Regions from separate parts of the Homo sapiens genome. Here regions 2 and 3 are each linked to region 1. The links are chromatin contacts, found by Hi-C or POLR2A ChIA-PET in ENCODE. All regions are on one chromosome and are shown on one strand. Each heading gives the region's core, a stretch centred on a gene start or an enhancer-like site at or near the end of the contact. The rest is flanking DNA. Distances are from core to core; before and after follow the strand shown.

Region 1 (4,792 bases), core at 588-3,087:
AAACCAGACACAAAGGGATAAGTCCTGTATGATTCCACTTATATGAGGTATCTAGAAGAGTCAAATTCATACAGACAGAAAATAGAACAGTGGGTGCCAGGGGAAGGAAGTAATGGGGCGTGATTGTTTAATATACACACACAGTTTCATTTTTGCAAGATTAAAAGAGTTCTAAAGATGGATGGTGGTAATGGCTGCATAACAATGTGAATGCACTTCATACCACTGAACTGTACACTTAAAAATGGCCAAGTTGATAAACTGTATTTTACCGCAATTGAAAAAAAAATTTTTAAGCCAAATACTTAGAGATCTCCAGAATATACCAGTAAGCTTTAAAGAAAAAAAAGAATAGCAGAAAATGAATATAATATAGGTTCATTATATAAAAACTAACATAAATATACATGCATAGAAAGGAGATAAACTGTCATTAGCAGTTACCAATAAGATGGGAAGGGACAGATAAAACGAAATATTCATGTATCACTCTGTATGCCATACTGGGGCTTACTGATTGAATCTGGTACAATAAAAACATATTTGTATTAGCTTCCTAGGATGACTGTAAAATACCACAAACTGGGTAACTTAAAACAACAGAAATTTATTCTCACAGTTCTGAAAACAAATCAGGTTGTCTGAAATCAAGATGTGTCAGCAGGGCCATGCTCTCCCTGAGACACTAAGTAGAATCTGTCGTTGCCTCTTCCAAGCTTCTGGTGGTGGCCGTCAATCCTGGGCATTGCTTGGCTTGCAGCTGCCTCACTCTAATCTCTGCCTCTGTGATTATTAATACCTGGTGCTCTTCCTGTGTGTCTCTCTTCATATGGCATTGTCGGCTTCTTATAGGGATACCCAGTCACATTGGATTAGGGCCCACCATCACGTCATAACTTCATTTTAACTTGTCTACATCTGCAAAGACCCTATTTCCAAAGAAGGTCACATTCATAACTACTGGAGGTTAGAACTTTGACATTCTGGGGGAGGCAGGACACAATTCAACCTGTAACAATATTTGTGTTTAAAAAAAAACCAAAACTACAGTTAAGGTTCCTTGAACACCCTATTTATGAGCCCATACAGATCCATTAGAGACAATACTATGAGAATGAAGAACCTGGATTAAGGAGCCACACTGTAGAGGTTCAAATCCCAGCTCAGCCACTTACAAGCTACATAACTTTGAGGCAGTTCATTAACTTCCCAGTGCCTCAGTTTCCTTATCTGTAAAATAGCAGCACATAGGTCAAACGGTTGTTAGGAGGATTAAATGAGTTATCAAGTACTTAGTACAATGCCTGGTACACACTAAGTACTCAATCAACATGAGCAATTGTTGATATGATTATCACCATTTTCAGCATCCCAAAGACTCCCCTAGGAAGCATTCTTGGGGACAGAGCATGCTTTATTTTTATAGCACCTACTGAAGGCCTATTTCCATAGCTGCTTCCCCAATAGTCTCATGCTTGACTTTCAGAGCATCAGCAATTTCATCTGATGCAGAGTTATACTGCTGCAGTAAATATTCTTCATCCATGCCATTATTCAATTCCCTTCCTTGGTGCAGACCCCTCTGTGACATGGCAGTGATGCTCATGAAGGCCGGCGGAGTCTCCAAGCAGCACCACCTAGACCGTCCGGGCAAAGCGCCTGTCACTTCACATGCAGCCCCAGGAAGGGACACAGAGCAGTCTTCGGCCTCAGTCCTCCCACCTTCTGTGATCAGGGCCCTATATTTGGATTTTGATCTCGGCCTGACTTGCTGCTAAATCTGTAACCAGTTACTCTTACAGGGTTGTGGGGGAGGAGTCATGTTGCTATGGCAATCCAACAACTCTGGGAGAAGGAGAGGAGAGGAAATGGAATTTCAAGGCCCGAGACCACCAAGACTCAGAAATACCCATTTCTGCGTGTGTGCCACAGAAATGAATCTTGATATGCTAAAATAAACAGACCTCTCTTCTCTTTTTCCCAAATTTCCAACCATTGACAAAAATAAAAGCCTGCTTATACAAGAACTCTATTCACATGTCATTTCCTAACAGGACAGAAACTAAAACTCACACTTCATTCAGCAAGTCAGGAAGTCAGCTGATTTCCTTTAAAACCCTCTCTGCATGAAACGAGCAATTGTCTAGTCTGGATTTTATACATAATATTACTTTTTGACCTGCAGTTTACAAATAAACTAACAGAGAGACACAGATAAAGCTTCGGCTTTCTCATCTCCCACTGGTTTAAAGGAGCAGGAGGAGGGCAAGGAAGGATGTAAAAAACTGCCTGGTAACCGAAAGACCTCATCTTCAACAATGACTTCTACCCTGCCCAGGCAGTAACAGCCGCTGACAAAAAGCTGAGCTGACTTGTTAGGGTCTCACACCACTGTTTTCCTGTCCACATTCTGGTAGAGCTTCTAAGGAATCTATCTGAAAGGCAAATCAGAGTCAAACACATACACAAACACAAATCAGGGATTAAGACTGTCTGTGTGCTAGATATTCAGGAGCTAGATCATCTAATGAATGGGCTAAAGAACGTTCTGGTAGGCTAGTCCAGGACAGGATCAGCCACGGAGCAGCAAATGTAACGGACAAGCTGCGTCTTTGAAAAACTACTCTGGTTAACCTTAGGACTCACATCTTAGGGGAGTTGTATGACAAAATTTCTTTAAAAAAAAAGTCAGAAGCACCCCTCAATCTGATTCTCTTTACTTTCTGTCCTTTTTACCTCTTTTTCCAAGACAGTTTTTCTGAGCTTGAGCTAGGGTAGGGTAAGTACTGAAGGAAAATTTAATTCCAGAGTCTGGGGGTTGGATGTAAAAAGGTAATGAGTTAGTTGAGTTATAGTTATGTAATTTTTCCGAATTTTTAAGGAAATAGCAATTGCTTAGAATTACAGAATAAGATTATATGGATGAACAGGTCAGAGAAATAAGATGTAATTGGGAGAAAAACCCTGAAGCAAGAGTCAGAAGACTCCAGTCCTTGGCTTGGCTCTCCCACTTACCCAGTCAAATAATCACGGACAAACTATTTAACTTCCCTGAACTTCTGTTTCTTCAGCTCTAAAATGGGTATAATAATGCCTGCCCTGACTTCAATTATGAGATCAAATGAAGTCACATATGTGCAAGTCTTCTGTAAACTATTAAGAACTTTTCAGTGAATGTATTGCTATTCTACCAGAATCCAGATGTGTTGAACAGAGAATTGCTGTTCTCCTGCTTGTATATCCCTCAGCCTCCATAGGAATTCCTTATATCTAGTAGGAAAAACAAACGCAACTGGAAACAAACATGTCCTAACTAAATATGCATATAGGAGGGGTTTTTAGTACAAGTTTCCAAAAGCAGGTTTAAGGGAGACCCGTTCGACTTGGAAAGTCAAAGTTGGCCATCACCTAGCAATCAGCAACGTATCCACAAGGTACCGAACACCTGTGGGCAAAGCCACTCTCCCTTCCTGAATGGCACCTTTATAATGAGAACACTCACTGTTGTGCAAGAGATAAGAAGTTTTAGTTCATAAAATTCTAGTTGGTAGCATGCCATGTCAATTAGCTTCTTACTCCATGTTCACAGCATTATCACTAAATTAGAACTAATTACCATCTCAATTGACAATTTAGAAGCCATTAAAATATAGATTAGCCTGAAAGAAATACAGTATCCTGTGGAAAGTGAAATTCTGATGGAGAAGAGATAAAGTCTAACATCTAACATTTACTGTGGTAATGACCCTGTAACTGGTGCTAAAACAGGATGTTAATTAAACTAGAGCCACTATTTTTCCTGACCTCCTGGAAGCTAGAGTCTAAAAAAAAACAAGATGTCTCTTTCTGTCCCTCATGCATGCACATGTGCGCACTCGCGCGCGCGCGCGCGCACACACACACACACACACACACACACACACACACACACACACACCTAGCAGTAGAGCTGCTATTCTGTAAGTATGTCCCACAGTCAACACCAAGCCTCGGTCAGGAGCTAAACACAGACTTTGCTTAGCATGCTTCGGAAACAACTAAAAGTTTGAAGCAGAAGTCAAGAGATACCAAATTAGAGCGGGACAATTTAAAGGTACAATGCATGGGGGAAATGAAGTAGGGAAGAAAATAGGCAAAGTCAAGTAAGAGTGACCATTAGTCATGAGCTGAACATGCCCCGTGAGCAAAGCTGCACAAGGTGAGTTCAAAATTTTGATTAAAAAATTTATTATAAAGCTCTTTTCCTTAGGTACTTTCTAAGTACTTTACATTTCAAACCAGCAGCTGCTTAACTATGTGGCCCTTTCTCTGAGAAACTTGCAAATATGGGGACACATTTTTAAAGAGGTATGGAGGGATTTAACATTACATTTTGTAAACATCACCTGGTGATCTGAAGAATCACAGTTTGTCAATAAACAAGCCCCACCTGGGTTCACAAACAAATCAAAATGGCTTTGCCAGGTTCTGGAAGGAAACTTATTCTTGCTATTTTCACTGCTGAACTTTCGGGCAGCTCATCTCAGAATGACAATGTTTACATTCCATTCCCTACAACCTCACACCCTGGTGCAGGGAAGACTAATGACAGAATGTCACGAAGCAGAAATGCAGAAACATAGGAGTAATTGCGCAGCAAGTCAGAGAGCTTTCGATCTGAATGCACGCAACAGCAGGAAAGCCCATTACTCCAACTGCTGAAATTATGTCTCACTGGAGTGAAGTCTACAGAAATATTTATAGAATTAGCAAAATACTATCATTGGCAGTTTTGGGGATTGCCTAATCTCCT
Region 2 (4,792 bases), core at 958-3,457, 150 kb before region 1:
TGGATGCTCCACCAGAGCTGGGACTGAGACAAAGGAGCTTTTTGCCATGGATAAAAAGGGCAAGAAACTTCTCTAAATGCCAGGCTCTCCTGGAACCCAGATTTGGGTGGCAGAAGGTCAAGCATGGGGCAAAGAAGAAATAGGTCTTGCATTTCTTTCTAAAGGTCCTCTTGTGCAGGGTCCCCAAGGTTAAAGTGGTCCTCTGGGCATCCTAAACACAGCTATGGGGTTGCTCTGTCTGCTAGAGAACAACGCGAACAATGCTGTTACCTCTGAGGAATGGTGGCAACTGCCCCCAGCATAGTCCCCTTTGGCCTCTCTCCCCACCCTGGGGTCACCTGGGGGGACATCTGCAGCCTTGGGCCTTGAGCTTGGCCATCCTCCTCCTTCCTTGGGGCAGAACAAACCTGTCTTCCTTGTTTCATGATGGTGGGGGTAGCTGTGGTGTTGCGCTGGTTGGAGCTGACGAATCCACTGGTGCCCAAGAGGCCCAGGCGGGCGGAAGGGACGTTCCGAGAGGGGATCTGGTACTGGCGCGGGTTCCGTCTGCCCATGCCACCGCCCACAGAGCCAGCCGTCGGGAGGGAGTTGGATTGCCCAAAGCCTCGACTGTGAGAGCCAAGAGAGAAGGAAGAGAATATCAGTCGTTATTCAGCCCTTTTTAAGCCACAGGCTTCCCAAGGGATGTCGCCTTGGAGGTCTCCTCATTTTTTTTTTTTTTTTTTTTTTGAGTCAGGGTCTCACTCTGTTACCCAGGTTGGAGTGCAGTAGTGAGATCTAGGCTCACTGCAGCCTTGACCTCCTGGGCTCAGGTGATCCTCCTATCTCAGCCTCTGGAGTAGCTGGGACTACAGGCATGTGCCACCATGCCCAGCTAACTTTTTTTTTTTGGTAGAGATGGAGTCTCACTATGTCGCCCAGGCTGGTCTCAACTTTTCAGGCTCAAGCGATCTTCCCAACTCAGCCTCTTGAGTAGTTGGGACTACAGATTTTTATATTTTTGGTGGAGACAGGGTCTACCATGTTGCCCAGGCTGGTCTGGAACTCCTGAGCTCAAGTGATCCTCCTGCCTCGGCCTCTCAAAGTGCTGGGATTACAGGCGTGAGCCACTGCACCCCGCCTCTGCTCACATTTTGACAGTTATGAAGCCTACAGGGAGCTGTGTGCCAGCAAATAACTATAATTAAAACAGCAGCTAACATCTGAGAGGCGGTATCACATGGAACTTCCTGGGACTTCGACATTATTTTTCGATCCTTGCAACAACCCTATGAAGTAGGTGCTCTCTCCTTTGTAGCTGGAGAAGTAAAACAGCGCGTAATCCTTGTGCACAGGTCACACAGCCAGCAGGGGGCAGCGCTGGCACGCAGGCTCAGCAGGTTCACCAGCACTCTGCCTGCCGCCTTGCGCCTCCCTACCGCATCTTCTCCAACCCATGCTGCTGCAGATGAGGACACAGGTCTTGAACACTCACATGCTTTTGAGAGGCCACATAGCAAGAAAACAGCAGAGTCAGGGTCACAACTGGTCTGACTCCTGTCCCAGGGCTCCCTTCTTTAATCCTATCATTGTTTCTGCTCAGCCTGTCTGTGTGGCGGACTTGGAGAAGCCTGTGAGGCCCACCAGGATGTAAGCTCCATGTCTGTCCTCATCCATCCTGCATGTCCGGTGCCTGAATCAGTTTCTGCACAGTGAATGCAGTTGAATGAATGAACCAATGAGTCTCTGCCATCATGACGCATCCTCAAATGGGAGAGCTGATGCCACCTGTGGGGCGAGGGATATAAGGTCGGAGATGATGTTTGCAAGTGTTCTGGACCTAGGACACAGACTGCCTTCACTTCACAGGCCCTCCCTGCAAAGTCGGCTGCATAAGGGCCAGGGCAGGTCCATGCTTCTCCTGGGTCCGGGCAGGGAGGCTGCCAGAGCCCTTAGCATCACGTGCAGATGCCGGCGCTGCCGTTGGGTTGGGTGACCTCAGCACTGAAGAACGCATCCTCTCTGACACGCCTCAGGTCCGGGAGGTTATACAGCAGCCGGCAGGGTTTCAGGAACCAGCACATTCTTTCCAAGAAGAGTCAGCTGTAGTCATTCACGGATGTTGAAGTCAAAATGTTTTACCTCCAGTGGCCACAAGATGGAAGAGATCTGCTTTTCCAGCGACACAGGGGAGGTTTGTACCAAGCCTGTGGGGAGACTCCGGGAAGCAGGGCTGACGTAGTTTAACCAGTTGAGGGTGATAGGGGCCTGCAGAACAGTCATTTCCTGAGAAAGAGAGCTGTGCCTGTATGTAGGGGGAGGGGCATCTGAGCCAGCAGTGCAGATCTCAGAAAATGTTTCTCTTCTCCCCAGAATTCTTAAATTTCCTAAGGGGAGAAGTGGCAGGAAGGAGAATTCTGGGCTTGTGCCTTTCTACTTCCAGGCTTTGGTGGCCAAGGAAGGAGTTCTAGATTCTGGTCAGAAGCTCATCTGAATGTGGTGAGGAGGACACTCACAGGTTCTTGGTATCTTTGTCTTGGCCTTTCTTCCTTTTTTCTCCCATTTTCCCTTTTAAAAATTTCGTTTTCATTTTTACGAAGGCTTCAGATTTTTTGGTTTGAAGGAAGAACTCAGGGCCAGGAGGGGTAGAATAAGTTTCACATGATGAGACCTCCTTTGGAGGAAGGACAATCTGACTACGTGAGGTAGAGACAAGGGCCGAGTGTTTTTTTTTTTTGTTTGTTTGTTTTTAATGACGAAAACTAGTCCTTTGAGTTCTGAAGTCGGAATTTTGGCCACCTGGTAGATGATTCAGTATTCTGCTATGATTTTTCCTTATTTAGCGTGGATAGCGTTTTCTCACTTTCCTTTTTGGTTGGATTTTTAAAAAGTTATTTCATATGCAAAATACAGAGTCAATGAGTGATGCTAAAATGATTTGTGTTTCCAGGAAGGCAAGACTGAATTCTTAAGCAATATAATGTGGGAAGAGGACTCTGTTATGGGATACTTATAGTCACTGGAGAAAGGAGGGATCCAGGGACTCTTAGGACTCAGCTGTATAGGGGAGGGGAGTAGGACGTGATGAGGGGAGAATTTGGCTAGGCCATCTTTCTCTCTCCTGATGGGACCCTTCGAGGGTTATTACAAAGCCAGCTTTGCAGAGGGTTGCCACTGCTGGCAACCAGAGTGAATGCTTGGGTTACTTAAGATCGCTAGGCTTAATGAAATCATCAATGCTTTCTGGGGAGAGAACAAAGTGACAAAAGCAAGTTTTCCTTTCTCATTCTCTTGCCTTACCTTTCTAAATCTGATTTCATTACACTGAAATGTTGAAATGCATGAAAAGTCTTTGATAAAGTAACATTAATAAGAACCAATTAATTTGGGATTTGTGATAATTCAAGCAGGGGTTGGGTTGCAGTTACCTTTGTATTATTGGAGAAACAGGTCTTCAAAGCAAATTAATAGCACAAAAAGATCCCAGAGGAAATACTTATGAGTATAAAACATTTTCCAGCCTTATAGTAACATCCAGTTGAACATCCACAAGCGATTCATTCTTATCTAATCAATTAAAAGGGGTCCATTAGGACTCCAACCTGGCAAACCTTGGGTTAGCCCAATCCAAGTGTTACTAACAAACACCCTGGAGAGGTCAAGGTTCATGTCCCCTGCTCCACCTCCAGAAGGCTCTCGGATGTGGACCAATGACAACACAGGGCTGACAGAGGCCAGGGTGGGACTTTGGGAGGAGCAGCAAAGAGCCGCCCCATCTTCATCTCCAACCTCCGAATGCCTTCTTCCTCTTGGAACTTGTCTCCCAAGGGCCTGGTGTTGCAAGAGGAGTCTGGAACCTTTTCTATTCACCTGGGAAAAGTATTGCTGCTCTCAGAGAAAAGCCACTTGGGATGGGGGTAGGCCCCAGGGCAGGAGGCCAAGGAAGCAGACCTTGCCTTTCATCTGGGCCATCGGGAATCCTCAGGGCAAAGAGGTAGTCTAGTCCAACCCACAAGGGTTGGCAACCCCAGAGGGCTTGGGGCCAGGGAACTGGTCCTGAAGAGTGTCGCTTTGCCTGAACAATCTTTTCTGCTCATCATCCTGAGACCATGAGAGTTGCCTGGCTTCCATAGGGTTAAAAGCATGGAGCTGGAGCTGGTGCCAGCCTGCCTGGTTCAAATCCCCAATGCTGCTGCCTATGAACTTGTCTGTAAATGGGGTTAACAACAGCAGCTCTACCTCACATGGTTGTCATGAGGATTAAATGTATTAATATTCTTAAAGTGCTTGGATACCACTTGGCATATGTAAGTGCTAAATAAATGTTTGTTTAATAAATAACCGTTATATATGCTGGAATGTGATCACACTTCAGTGTTAAAATTAATCTTTCATGAAGTCTTTTCACAAACTTCAACTGGCCTTATCTCCCTTAAATCCAAAATAGTGATGTTTTAAGGCACGCTTACGCAAATAAATGCCCAAAATTTTAACACCACGGGCAGAGAGCTTCTATACATGCACCGAGAAATGAAATGAATTCAGACCCTTTCAGGTGCAAGTGAAGAAATTATCTGCTCATGTTTTAAAAGTGTAAAATAGAATGTTAATTTTTCAGGATGTTTACATTCTCATTCCCTTATGTCCCAACAATTCCCTATCATTGTTTAAGGCTTAACCCTTCCTCTACCCTTAATTTCTCCCACAAATTGTCACTGCAGTTCATCTTTAATATGTAATTGGATTCCTCAATTTAAAACTATATTAAGGTAATGGGTTCTAAAGTACAACCAGGCTTATTTTTAACTGCGTG
Region 3 (4,792 bases), core at 726-3,225, 140 kb after region 1:
TTTTTCTTCTGTTTCCATAGAAATGCCTCTTATTAAAAGTCTGTTGCCTTATATTTCAGACAACAGGAGACTATTCACTTAGATTCCAAATGGCATCTAATCTCTTCCTACAATCATTATTAAACTGAGCTTAAGCATTTTATTAGTTATCACTGGGTGCTATTTGGCTTTTAAAATAATTATTTGTTATATTCAATAGGGGTACAGTTGTTAAAGTTTATGTCTTCCAGGCTTCAACTATTCCAAGTCCCTTCAAGTCTGTAGAACAGTCGGTGAGAGATTTCCATGCCCCCCGGGGTTAAGCAGGGATGACAACCCTGTTCAGCAGGAAGTAGCTTTAGAAGATAAGATCTTTGGCCCTTTCTCCTTAAGAATAAGGAAGGTAAAATCTTATAAGGGGAAATGAAAAACAGTAGAAATGGGGCTTGGCTTCAGCTCACCCACACTAGAGCATTTTTTTCATGCATTTCCACTCATGACAAACCCACACCACTACCTTACTGCTAATAGTCCTTTTATTTAAAGAATTCCAATGACTGGCCTTAGGAGATAACCAAGGTTGAGAGTGTCCCACCTTGGAGAGGAATGTTGAACAATTGATTCACAGCCTTGTTGCCGCAAACCAGACCATTGGGTGGCCCATTACTCAAGACAACCCTGGCAAACAGATAATGCTGACCTGCATAAACTACCCCTAATTTGTTGTGCTCTTTTAGGAGAGTCAGTCAGGGAATTCTCTCATTCTCTTATGCTGCCTCCCTTATGCTCCGGCATAAGCTCCAATGAAGCCTTGCCTGGAGAAACTCTTTTGGCCTCAGGTCAATTTGCATTGAGAGACCAAGAACCCATGGTCATAACAAAATGAGGTACTGCCCCAGGCAGTTTGTTTTATTGAAGGTACCTGTTGAATCCTAGAGCCTAAACTTTACTTCTCCCAAACCACTTTCTTCATGCATTCAAAACTGGACTTGTTCCACTAAGTCTGCATCTGGTACAGAGACTTCTTGATGTTTACTTAGGCAGTGGCCCATAAGAGTGCTCATTGAAACACCAATCATCATTCATTCATACTTCAATAAATAACTTGTATGGAGAAAAGAGGCTGGGCATGGTGGCTGACGCCTGTGATCCCAGCGCTTTGGGAGGCACACAGGAAGACTGTTTGTGGCCAGGAGTTCAAGACCAGCTTGGGCAATATAGGGAGACTCTATCTCTACAAAAAAATTTAAAAATTAGCCGGGTGTGTGGTGGCACACGGCTGTAGTCCCAGCTACTGGGGAGGCTGAGGTAGGAGGATTGCTTGAACCCAGGAGTTTGAGGCTGCTGTGAGCTATAATCGTGCTACTGCATTCCAGCCTGGGCAACAGAGCGAGACGAGAGAGAGAGAGAAGAAATGTGTGTGTGTGAGAGAAGAGAGAAGAAATGTGTGTGTGTGTGAGAGAGAAGAAATGTGTGTAAGAGAGAGAGGGAAAGGGGGAGGGAGAGAGAGAGAAAGAGAGAGAGAGAGAGAGAGAGATTGATTAACCAAGTCCTGGAAGGCAGCCGTGGTCAGAAGTGGGGTTCTGGAGAGGGTGGGAGGAAAGGAGGTGTGCCTAGATTTGAGGGAGATCAAATTTGGAAGGTAGGCTGCGGTCAGTACACACATTTACCATTGAAAACATTGATGTCACCATTAACATGCTCTCAGAGCTTGAAGACTGCGAAAAAGGTCCGGAGAACTGGCATGACTTTTAAGTATGCACCTTGGGTTTGTTTCTCACTTGCAGCCAGGCAGAGCGTCCTCCTCTAGAGGGAGCAGGGAAAAGAAAAAAAAAAAAAAAAAAAAAAAAAAAAAAATCAGGCGATCGCATTCTGTCTAATTTTGAGCCGCGCCTTTTGCCGTCCGCCATCACGTGCCGGCCCGCTGAGGCCGCGTTGATAGGTGGGGGCGACTGGGCCAGGCGCCGGGGCAGGAAGGGAGGCGGCCGCCGTGCCATTCTTAAAGGCGCCCGAGTGTAGGCGACAGGCCGCTGACGGCCGGAAGGAAAATGGTGAGTTGCCGCTGGGAGGGCGGGGGCCGGAGGGCTGGGCGAGCCGGCCAGCCGGGTTTTCCCGGTTTCCGGAGCCGGCGGCGGCGGGCAGCGCCCAGGAGGGCTCGGCGGCCGCTTCCGCTCCCAGCAGCTGGCCAGTGCCCATAGCTAGAGTACTTGGCCTCTGCCGCCGCCACCACGCCTCAGGGCAGCATCTTCCAGCTGGGCCCGGGGTGGACCCGCCCAGCGGGCCATGGGACTAGGGTGCGGCCACGAGCAGGGGGGTTGGGGAGGCCCCACGCCAGGTCCTTCTGGTTGGAGGGCTTCAGCTTCTGAGCTGTAGGTTGGAGGGAAAGGGGTCTGCCCCATCGGAGGGCTCCCTCAATTCCTGCTTTCCCTGCCAGGGCCGTGGCCAGGTTCCAGGGGTTGGTGGGCCCCGAGCATCTTCCACCTGGCGGCGTTTTGGGGGAGGACTCGAATTCCGATTGAATTCTCTCGGCCTCACCTTAGCTTCTTTCTCTCTGCTCCTTTCCCTAGCTTCCTACAGAGGATTTCTCCTTATCTTTGCTTTCCTATGGCAGTTGGAAACCTTTCGACCCAAAGCTTTGGCACTGGGCCTTAAAGTAATTGTCAATAACTTTAGTTTTGTTGGTTCTGGGGGCTGTGGCTTCTGTTCTTACATGGGATGGACCCCAAGCATAAAAATAAAGTGGAAAATTAAATAAATCGCCATCAAGGATCTTTTGGATCCATCCCATTAGGTTTTAAAATATGGGTAAATTTCATTAGAAACAACAAAACACTGCTCTCTGTGACCATCCACTCAATTCTCAGCCCACTTTCATCGAATAGATCTTGTCATGGTCACTGAATCGAATGGATTCTTTTCAGTTTTCGTCTTCTCTGACCTTTTAGCTGCATTCCAGAGTGTTATACTCTCTTGTTTTTGAAGCATTCTCTTCCTTCATTCTTCCCCTTTGGCTTCTGGGATACAGAGCTCCTCCTACTTCTCCTATTGGTCCATCTGTTTCCCTTTCAGACTATTCTCCTTTCCCTGGACAATGCTCGAAGGAGTCCCAGGTTTCATCCTAATCCTTCATTTTCCATTCTGTATTCTTCATCCTAAACTATGGCTTCAGTTACCATCTATATTCAGATGACTTGTGAATTTACAGCTCAGAAGACCTTGCTTCTGAGATCCAATCCAGATCTGTATGTACTTTTTTTTCTTTGAGTCGGAGTTTCACTCTTGTGGCCCAGGCTGGAGTGCAATGGCGGGATCTCGGCCCATTGCAACCTCCGCCTCCCAGGTTCAAGCAGTTCTCCTGCCTCAGCCTCCCAAGTAGCTGGGATTACAGGCATGTGCCACCACGCCCGGCTAATTTTGTTTTTTTGTTTGTTTGTTTTGAGATGGAGTCTCGCTCTGTCGCGTTGGTTGGAGTGCAGTGGCGCGATCTCCGCTCACTGCAAGCTCCGCCTCCCTGGTTCACGCCGTTCGTTCTCCCGCCTCAGCCTCCCGAGTAGCTGGGACTACAGGCTCCCGCCACCACACCCGGCTAATTTTGTTTTTGTATTTTTAGTACAGACGGGGTTTCACCGTGTTAGCCAGGATGGTCTCGATCTCCTGACCTCGTGATCCACCTGCCTCGGCCTCCCAAAGTGCTGGGATTACAGGCGTGAGCCACCGCGCCCGGCCCTAATTTTGTATTTTTAGTAGAGACGGGGTTTCACCATGTTAGCCAGGATGGTCTCGATCTCCTGACCTCAAGTGATCCACCTGCCCCGGCCTCCCAAAGTGTTGAGATTACAGACGTGAGCTACCGCGCCTGACCCCAGATCTATATATTAATATTTCAATATTTAGTTACCATTCCCCTGGGAAGCTTTTCCTCCACTTGGTCTCCTCAAAGCCACCTCAGTTTGTCCAAAGTAGAACTCATGCCCTTTCTCCTCAAACCTAGTCTTCTGTCTGTTATACAAGACAATCTGTTATACCAGCCAGAAGCCTAGTATATCTGGTAACCCTTTTTTTTGCTTACTCACACCCCACCCCCACCCCCAATATCCAATCTGTCACCACCTCCTTTGTAGTGGTTAAGAGAGTGAGTTAAGATAGGCTGCCTGGGTTGAATCCTGGCTCCACTAGCTATGTAATTGGGGAAAGATACTTAACCTCTCTAAACCTTAGTTTCTTGCAAAATGGGAGTAATAATAGTATCTGTTTCGTGAGATTGTTTTGAACATAAAAGGAAATCTATGTAAAGGATATAACAGTGTTTCTCTCATAGGGTCTGATACATGTTAACTATTATTAGGACTAAATGGGAATTTTTTGCTATTGAGTTGTTTGAGATCCTTGTATATTCTGATTATTAATCCTTTGTTGAGTGGAGAATTTGCAGATATTTTCTCCCATTCTGTAGGTTGTCTCTTCACTCGTTGTTTTCTTTCCTCTCAGAAGCTTTTTAGCTTGATATGATCTCATTTGTCTATTTTGCTTTAGTTGTCTGTGCTTTTGAGGTCTTACTCAAAAAAATCTTTGCCCAGACCAATGTCCTGAAGCAATTGCCCAGTGTTTTCTTCTAGTGGTTGTATAGTTTCAGATCTTACATTTAAGTCTTTAATCCATTTTGATTTGATTTTTGTATATGCTGAGAGTTGGGGTCTGTTTGTTTTTGTTTTTTTGTTTTTGTTTTTGAGATGGAGTCTCGCTCTGTCGCCAGGCTAGAGTGCAGTGGTGCAATCTCGGCTCACTGCAACCTCAGCCTCCCGGGTTCAAGCGA

The links. A loop is a pair of places that touch in the nucleus more often than their neighbours do. ChIA-PET counts read pairs that join two places held with the same protein, here RNA polymerase II (POLR2A). Pooled maps may share reads with other maps.
Region 2: a map of IMR-90 shows a loop between it and region 1 (2.7-fold over the local background). The contact joins two enhancer-like sites. A Hi-C loop is called at or near these places in 4 of 168 maps with a recorded cell type or tissue (IMR-90, PC-3 and naive thymus-derived CD4-positive, alpha-beta T cell), 14 of 37 single-sample maps with no recorded cell type and 17 of 50 pooled maps. POLR2A ChIA-PET finds 5 or more read pairs at or near these places in 5 of 52 experiments (GM12878, PC-9, WTC11 and 1 more).
Region 3: a pooled map shows a loop between it and region 1 (4-fold over the local background). The contact joins the promoter of GMFB here to the enhancer-like site in region 1. A Hi-C loop is called at or near these places in 2 of 37 single-sample maps with no recorded cell type and 8 of 50 pooled maps. POLR2A ChIA-PET finds 5 or more read pairs at or near these places in 4 of 52 experiments (H1, PC-3, PC-9 and 1 more).

What each region holds. Positions count from the first base shown.
Region 1 is chr14:54,625,161-54,629,952 of GRCh38, reverse strand. All of the region lies in intron 2 of SAMD4A (sterile alpha motif domain containing 4A), which reads right to left. LOC112268133 (a long non-coding RNA gene) reads right to left here. Exons shown (of 2, transcript XR_002957606.2): 2 at 1-4,792. Among named protein-coding and RNA genes, the nearest start is that of SAMD4A-AS1, 60 kb to the left of the region's middle. Within about 2 kb of position 1,837, at least 26 of the 41 ENCODE cell types and tissues checked have a DNase peak (open chromatin) inside an H3K27ac peak, as active enhancers do; they include IMR-90, where a contact is called at or near this core.
Region 2 is chr14:54,770,751-54,775,542 of GRCh38, reverse strand. It overlaps SAMD4A (sterile alpha motif domain containing 4A), which reads right to left. Exons shown (of 13, transcript NM_015589.6): 10 at 408-609. Among named protein-coding and RNA genes, the nearest start is that of SAMD4A-AS1, 85 kb to the right of the region's middle. RefSeq lists enhancers at 1,217-1,266, 1,140-2,068, 1,352-2,551. Within about 2 kb of position 2,207, at least 34 of the 41 ENCODE cell types and tissues checked have a DNase peak (open chromatin) inside an H3K27ac peak, as active enhancers do; they include IMR-90, where a contact is called at or near this core.
Region 3 is chr14:54,486,163-54,490,954 of GRCh38, reverse strand. It overlaps GMFB (glia maturation factor beta), which reads left to right and starts at 1,975. Exons shown (of 7, transcript NM_004124.3): 1 at 1,975-2,030. The coding sequence starts at 2,028. RefSeq lists a silencer at 1,893-2,292.